Linked DNA regions of Homo sapiens: region 2 is linked to region 1. A link is a contact called in ENCODE POLR2A ChIA-PET data. All regions are on one chromosome and are shown on one strand. Each heading gives the region's core, a stretch centred on a gene start or an enhancer-like site at or near the end of the contact. The rest is flanking DNA. Distances are from core to core; before and after follow the strand shown. Region 1 overlaps DCAF12 (DDB1 and CUL4 associated factor 12). Region 2 overlaps NUDT2 (nudix hydrolase 2).

Region 1 (4,120 bases), core at 702-3,201:
CTGTGGATGCATGCCAAGAGACCTAAACATTTGGCATAGAAAATTACTAAGCTTTGGCCAGGTGCACTGGCTTATGCCTGTAATCCCAGCACTTTGGGAGGTTGAGGCGGGTGGATCATGAGGTCAGGAGTTCGACACCAGCCTGGCCAACATGGTGAAACGCCGTCTCTACTAAAAATACAAAAATTAGCCGGGCATGGTGACGTGTGCCTGTAGTCCCAACTGCTCGGGAGGCTGAGGCAGGAGAATCGCTTGAACCCGGGAGGTGGTGGTTGCAGTGAGCCGAGATCATGCCATTGCACTCCAGCCTGGGTAACACAGAGAGACTTCATCTCCAAAAAAAGGGAAAAAAAAGAAAAATAAAAAAGAAAATTAGCTTTATCAAAATGTATAAAATTCTCGTTAAAGAATTTCGAGTAAGGCGCGGTGGCTCATGCCTGTAATCCCAGAACGTTGAGAGGCTGAGGCAGGTGGATCACTTGAGGTCAGGAGTTCGAGGCCAGCCTGGCCAATATGGTGAAACCCAATCTCTACTAAAAATACAAAAATTAACTGGGCGTGGTGGCACGCGCCTGTAGTCCCAGCTACAGGCTGGGGCAGGAGAATCGCTTGAACCTGGGAGGCGGAGGTTGCAGTGAGCCAAGATTGCGCCATTGCACTCCAGCCTAGGCATCACAGCAAGACTCCATCTCAAAAATAAAAATAAAAAGAATTAGCAGGGCATGGTAGCATGCGCCTGTGATCTCAGCTACTTGGGAGGCTGAGGCAGGAGAATCGCTAGAACCCAGGAGGCCGAGGTTGCAGTGAGCCAAGATCGTGCCACTGCACTCCAGCCTGGGTGATAGAGCGAGACTCTGTCTCAAAAAAAAAAAAAGCAGACCAGGTGTGGTGGCTCACACCTGTAATCCTAGCACTTTGGGAGGCCAAGGCAGGCTGATCGCTGGAACTCAGGAGTTCAAGACCAGCTTGGGCAACATGGTAAAACCCCGTCTCTACTAAAAATACAAAAAAAATAGCCAGGCATGGAGCAGGCACCTGTAATCCCAGCTACTTGGGAGGGTGAGGCACGGGAATCGCTTGAACCCAGGAGATGGAGGTTGCAGTGAGCTGAGATCGCACCACTGCACTCCAGCCTGGGTGACAAAGCGAGACTCTGTCTCAAAAAAAAATAATAATAATAAATAAATTTCAACAACCATGTCAAACTTAAAAGTTATATTTTAATGCCTAGACCTTAGGTGAATAATTCTCTTAGTGTAGCTATTAAAATGCCTACTGCTCTGTGTTTAGGGTGGGCCATCTGGCCAAGCTTCAGCACATATGAGGATGATGCACAAACAGCTAGACTATGAAAGCCCTCTTTGGCGTCTGTGGGATTTCCCATAGAGGGGTGGGTACATCTGACATCTGTGTTCTCCTGGCCCTGCAGGCTCACGTGATGGTTCTATGGGACTCTGGGAGGTGACAGATGATGTTTTGACCAAAAGTGATGCGAGACACAATGTGTCACGGGTCCCTGTGTATGCACACATCACTCACAAGGCCTTAAAGGACATCCCCAAAGAAGACACAAACCCTGACAACTGCAAGGTTCGGGCTCTGGCCTTCAACAACAAGAACAAGGTATGAACTTGTGTAGGGATCCCTGACGTGTATTCCTCTTGCTTATGTCTTGGGATATGCACTCCTTTTTCCTTCCCCATCAGTGCTTGCTACATAGCATGGTTCTGAGCCCACAGAACACCTCTTAAAGGCTGAGTGATGCTGGTGAGAAATTATAACTGAGGCTCTGAAACCCACCCCTTCAATTGGTGTCTGCAGTATTTCTCTGAGTAGTCTATATTTGTGGGTCAGCCTCACAGAATTCCCCTAGGGCCACCCTGATTTGACTGTCTGTCATTTGCACATGCCTTTGCAGGTGCTGTATTCTGGGCATGATTTTCATACTTGCTTCTGAAAACAATCACTTTTTTTCTCTTTGGTATTCATTCCTTTTTTTTTTTTTTTCTTTTTGAGACTGTGTTTTGCTCCTGTCACCTAGGCAGGAGTGCAATGGCACGATCTCAGCTCAAAGCAACCTCCACCTTCCAGGTTCAAGCAATTCTTCTGCCTCAGATTCTCAAGTAGCTGGGACTACAGGCATGCACCGCTACACATGGCTAATTTTGTATTTTTTAGTAGAGACGGGGTTTCACCATGTTGGCCAGGCTGGTCTTGAACTCCTGACCTCAGTTGATCCACTCTCCTTGGCCTCCCAAAGTTCTGGGATTACAGGCGTGAGCCACCATGCCTGGCCAGTATTCTTTACTGCCTACTTTCCCTTCACATTTCCACTAAGTCTTACCTTATTGAGTCAGATCTGATGCTGAGGTTTTAATAAAGCAGAGTGTCACCCAGGCGCAGTGACTCACGCCTGTAATCCCTGCACTTTCGGAGGCCGAGGCAGGCAGATCACAAGGTCAGGAGTTTGAGACTAGCCTGGGCCAACATGGTAAAACCCCATGTTTACTGAAAATACAAAAAAATTAGCCAGGCATGGTGGCATATGCCTGTATTCCCAGCTACTCAGGAGGCTGAGGCAGGAAAACTATAGGAGGTGGAGGTTGGCAGTGAGCCGAAATTGCGCCACAGCACTCCAGCCTGGGTGACAGAGCAAGACTCCATCTCAAAAAAAAAAAAAAAAAAAAAAAGCAGTGTCAGAATATACACCCAGAGCCAGAGAAAGGCTTCTCCAGAATCTGAATCAGGCCACAGTTTGAAGGGTAGTTCCCTCAACCTCCTATCCCATCTGTATTTATGGCCTAAGGGTAGATTAATCTCTCCTAAATTAGAGTCTTCACTTATAGAAATTCTCACACTAGATTATGAAACTGTCCTTCACATATGTGCCCTGCTTTAACTCTCCAACAGGACGTTGAGGGAGTGATAGCATAGTGAGGAGTTTTTCAACCATGGGTGCCTGTGTTATTGCTGGCAGCCTCAATTTAATATGCCATTCAGCTAGGTTCTGTAGGGTGAAGTAATGGTCTAATAATTACTGGCACCTCTGCTGGAATCATCACGAGACAGGAATAAAGGACCCTGACCTTAGAATCCTCGCCTGCTTATTATCGTACATTAGTTGCTATAGATGATAATATAACCTGGTTTTCATTGCTCTTGTAGGAACTGGGAGCAGTGTCTCTGGATGGCTACTTTCATCTCTGGAAGGCTGAAAATACACTATCTAAGGTGTGATGAACATGATTTTGTGGTTTTACCTAATAATTCACCTTACAGTTAAAATACTGTAATTCTAGCTGAGCTTTTTTTTCATGTTTATTTTATCTATTCATTTATTTTTGAGGCAGAGTCTCGCTCTGATGCCCAGGCTGGAGTGCAGTGGTGCAATCTTGGCTCACTGCAACCTCTGCCTCCTGGGTTCAACCAGTTCTTGTGCCTCAGCCACCTGAGTAGCTGCGGGGATTACAGGCGTCTGCCAACATGCCCAGGTATTTTTTTTGTATTTTTAGTAGGAACACAGTCTCACCATGTTGGCCAGGTTGGTATTTTTATTTTTAAAGACAATAAATACAGGGTCTCACTCTGTCACCCAAGTTGGAGTGCAGTCATGGCTCATGGATCAGTGCAGCCTTGAACTCCTGGGCATAAGCGATCCTCTTGCCTCAGCCTCCCAAGTAGCTGAGACTATGGGCATGTGTCACCACACCCATCTGGTTGTTTTTTTTGTTTTGTTTTGTTTTTTTAATTTTTTGTAGAGACAGAGTCTCACTATGTTTCCCAGGCTGGTTTTGAACTCCTGACCTCAAGCGATCCTCCCACCTTGGTCTCCCGAAGTGCTGGGCATTCAGGCATGAACCATTGCACCTGGTCTCAATTCTTGTTTAAAAGACCAGTTCTCCAAAGGCCTGGGCATGTTTTTGCACAGTACATGAAATTTTGAGTCTGGTGTGCCTCTCTTGCAGGAAAGTCTTTTAAAGAGTAAGACAGGGTGATTCTTTCCTATTGCATAAGCTTCCTGAGAGGCTCCTTTGACTAGCAGTCCTCCTCAACAATGCATTTAAGTATTTCTTTATAGATTGATGACTACTTGGCATGCTGTAAGGGAAGGAAATCCTGA
Region 2 (4,120 bases), core at 628-3,127, 250 kb before region 1:
GGAATGCACAGGTGTAATGATGTGACTGCTGGGTGGCCCAGCAGATTCCTTTGGGTCTGGGCTTGCCTCATTCCCAGTGACCTTAGTCATGTTAACAAGGCTTATCACTCTGGGAGGCAGGCCTGGTCTGAGAGGACAGAGTACACGTGTCACTGACCTGGGGGTCCAGGGTTGCCTGTCCCTCCTCTCTCTGTTGTGACTTGGGGAGTCTAAAATTCTTTCTGTCTCTATTTATTTATTTATTTGAAGTGGAGTCTTGCTCTGTTGCCCAGGCTGGAGTGCAGTGGTGTGATCTCAGCTCACTGAAACCTCTGCCTCCCGGGTTCAAGTGATTCTTCTGCCTCAGCCTCCTGAGTAGTTGGGACTACAGGCATGAGCCACCATTTTTGCATTTTTGCTAATTTTTGCATTTTTAATAGAGACGGGGTTTCACCATGTTGGCCAGGCTGGTCTTGAGGTCCTGACTTCAGGTGATCCACCTGCCTTGGCCTCCCAAAGTGCTGGGATTACAGGCGTGAGCCACTGCGCCCAGCCTATTTATTTATTTTTGAGACAGTCTCACTCTTGCCTAGGCTGGAGTGCAATGGCACCATCTCAGCTCACCACAACCTCCACCTCCCAGGTTCAAGCAATTCTGCTGCCTCAGCCTCCCAAGAAGCTGGGATTACAGGTGTGCACCACCATGCCCAGCTAATGTTTGTGTTTTTAGTAGAGATGGGGTTTCACCATGTTGGCCATAATGGTCTTAAACTCCTGACCTCAGTTATCCACCCACCTCAGCCTCTCAAACTGCTGAGATTATAGGCATGAGCCACCACGCCTAGCCAGTCTCTAATTATTTAAGGTAATACTTTCATTTTTTGAGACAGTCTCGCTTTGTCGCCCAGGCTGGAGTGCAGTGGCACGATCCCAGCTCACGGCAACCTTCATTTTCCAGGTTCAAGTGATTCTCTTGCCTCAGCCTCTCGAGTAGCTGGAATTACAGGTGTGTGCCACCACCCCCAGGTAATTTTTGTATTTTTAGTAGAGACAGGGTTTCACCATGTTGCCCATGCTGGTCTCAAACTCTTGACCTCAAGTGATCTGCTCACCTAGGCCTCAAGTGCTGGGATTACAGGTGTGAGCCACCGTGCCTGGCCCTATTTAAGGTAATATTTACTGAGTACTTACAACATATGTGCCTGCTGCTGGTGAAAGATATATTAGTGAGTAGGACAGACCCAATTCCTGCACTCCAGTCCCACTCACTTGGAAATCCTGACTATGGGTCACAAAGTCTCAGGGCCCCTGGTGGGGGTGGGGTGGGTGTGCTTGGCATTCCAGAGGCGAGAGAGCCATCCTGCCAGTGCTGGGTCTCTTCCATTTGGATCCCTAGCTCTTAAGTTCTCTGGGGATACTGTATGGACACAGAGTTCCCTCTGGTTAAGGTCAGAACTCTGATTCACTTCAGCTTTCTTCTCTCCACCAATGCCAAGAGTCCAAGAAATAAACACAACAGGTTAGAAGGACAACCTTGAGCTGCTTGAGGTTTATTTATAAAGTACAAGGTACACTTACTGGGCCTGGCCTTTTTAATTTTTACTCTTTTGCCTTCCTTTCCACCCAGCCAAGATTTTTGCTTGCTCTCACCTGGGAGTTGAGCCGATTTCACAAATCTGCTCTTGGCTGTCATGAGCCAAATACCAGCACAACCTTCCCTGGACCTGAGGGTGGCTTCATCTTAGAAGGCCCACAAGGATCCTGCTGAAGCAAATGACTCTGCTCCAGTCAGCTCAGGCCTCTATGGAGCAAAGAAACTGGTGTCCTTCTTGGAGCGCTGCCTTCATCTCCTTGAACTGAGCCAACTGGCAGGCCTCCTCCAGCCCCAGCCAGCGGTAGGCTTGGTGCTCATGGGAGAGGCGGATCTCCACGTCATAGTCCTTCACCTCCGCCAGCCAGTAAATGACTGTTTTAGGCTTGTTCCTGGCCACATAATTGAGTTCCCTTTTGAACCCCTCAATAATGGTCAGCTGGCCTGCTTCTATGCCTGCTTCCTCTTGGGTCTCCCTCAGGGCTGTTTCCAAGTCATCCTCTCCTGGTTCCACATGGCCTAGTTAGGAGAAAAGAGGAAGAAAAGGAGGAGGAAATCTTCCAAAGTTCCCAAAGCTGGATTTTCCAGACAAGATTTTTTTTTTTTTCTGTTTTGCTTTGAGACAGGGACTCACTCTGTTGCCCAGGCCAGAGTGCAGTAGTGCAATCAGCTCACCGCAGCCTTGAATTCCTGGGCTCAAGTGATCCTCCCACCTTAGCCTCCTGAGTATTCAGAACAACAGGCATGTGCCACCATGCCCAGCTATTTATTTATTTATTTATTTATTTGGTAAAGATGGGGTCTCACTATATTTCCCAGGCTGGTCTCAAACTCCTGGCCTCAAGTCATCCTCCTGCCTCAGCCTCCCAAAGTGTTGGGATTACAGGTATGAGCCACCACACCCAGCCATTCAGTGACTTTTCTAGGTGTTGCTAAAGGAAGCCTGGAGATTGGCAATATCCTAACATGCCTGGGAAGGGGGTGCAGGGCAGGTAGTGTCTAGTTCTCGGGGTTTGAGCAATCCCACCTTTCCATTCCCTCTTCTCTGCAGAGAGTGAAACAGACCATGTGTATAGCAAGTCAGGTTTAGAATACTGCTCTTTTATGGTGTGAGATGACCTTCTTCAGACGTCTGCTTTCTTATTCTTCGGAACTTTCTTCATCCCATGCTCTAAGGAATCACTTTTCTATTGGAGACCTTGAAGTGATTTTTCCAAGGAGGGGGAAGTCCTTTCTTAACAAGTGGAAGTTAGCTGACGAGGAAGTACTTTGCCTACAATCCAGTGAGGACTTAACATTGTCTGCAGGTGGACCCTGACATTCCAGGGCCAACAGGCTCAAAACCCTGCACGGCTGAATGAGCAGCTGTTTCCATGAAGCTATCAAGGCTTTTTCCAAATTGTTTTCCTCTTTCTTACTGGGCAAAGCCAGATTTCAGTTTCATAGGGAAACTCTTGATGGGAACTTAGACTAAGGGCCAGCTGAGAACCACTTCTAAGAAAATGTGTTAGCAACACCCAAACCCAAGAAGACAGCTGCCAAGAAACTGCTGTAGGAGAACTTGAAGCTCTGCAGACTGGAGCAGCTCTCAGCTTTACCTCTAGTCCCCTCCCACAAATCTTCAGCTTCCCCAGAGGGGGCAAAGACTGGGAACGGTCTGGCAGACTCTGTCTACACCTTGGCTCCAGTAAGTTTCTAGGGAGGCCTCCTGCTCACAGGCTCATGGCGAGCAGGAACTCAGTTGTTCTCTCCTTGGTTTGGAGATGGGGGCCCTCATCCTTCCCAGGGGTCTACAATGCCCAGAGCCAGCTGCTGCACAAAAAACTCCCCAGGGTCCAGGGGCGGTGGCTCATGCCTGTAATCCCAACACTCTGGGAGGCCGAGGCGGGTGGATCATCTGAGGTCAGGAGTTTGAGACCAGCCTGGCCAACATGGTGAAACCCTGTCTCTACTAAAAATACAAAAATGAGCTGGGCGTGGCAGTGGACATCTGTAATCCCAGCTACTCGGGAGGCTGAGGCAGGAGAATCACTTGAGCCCAGGAGGCGGAGGTTGCAGCGAGCCAAGATTGTGCCATTGTACTCCAGTTTGGGCAACAGAGCGAGACTCCGTCTCAAACAAACAAACAAAACCCCCAGAAACTTAGCACTTAAAAACCATTCTAGCTTATAGCTTCTGGGGAATTTTCTCTGCACAAGCACCTCCTATAGTGGTGTACACAAAGACAGACAGGTAATGCATCAGGGGAGCAAGGTGGGAGGGATGCTAGTAGTGATGGGTGATACTGACTCAGGACGTCCTACCTCCCCTCAGAGGTGTATGGAAGTCCCTGAGCACACCCCTCCCAGGGGCATCTATTCAGTATTCTGTCCATCAGTGTTAATTAACAGGGTAGCTTCTGCCGAAGCAGGAAAGGATTAGGAGAGGTCCACTGACATCAGGTAGTGAGAGGAACAAGGCAGTGTGACTCATGTGATCCGGAGACAAGTGTGAATATTCCTATTCATAGTATTTGTGAAGCTTCTGCCTCTTTTTTCACCTTGTTTCTCC

What was found. ChIA-PET counts read pairs that join two places held with the same protein, here RNA polymerase II (POLR2A).
Region 2: POLR2A ChIA-PET joins it to region 1 with 15 read pairs in CD4-positive, alpha-beta T cell. The contact joins two enhancer-like sites. POLR2A ChIA-PET finds 5 or more read pairs at or near these places in 3 of 52 experiments (CD4-positive, alpha-beta T cell, activated T-cell and naive thymus-derived CD8-positive, alpha-beta T cell).

What each region holds. Positions count from the first base shown.
Region 1 is chr9:34,095,827-34,099,946 of GRCh38, reverse strand. It overlaps DCAF12 (DDB1 and CUL4 associated factor 12), which reads left to right. Exons shown (of 9, transcript NM_015397.4): 5 at 1,430-1,623; 6 at 3,166-3,231. Among named protein-coding and RNA genes, the nearest start is that of DCAF12, 29 kb to the left of the region's middle. Within about 2 kb of position 1,951, at least 2 of the 41 ENCODE cell types and tissues checked have a DNase peak (open chromatin) inside an H3K27ac peak, as active enhancers do.
Region 2 is chr9:34,341,093-34,345,212 of GRCh38, reverse strand. NUDT2 (nudix hydrolase 2) reads right to left here. Exons shown (of 5, transcript NM_001161.5): 5 at 1,514-2,089. The coding sequence ends at 1,773. Among named protein-coding and RNA genes, the nearest start is that of NUDT2, 14 kb to the right of the region's middle. Within about 2 kb of position 1,877, at least 17 of the 41 ENCODE cell types and tissues checked have a DNase peak (open chromatin) inside an H3K27ac peak, as active enhancers do.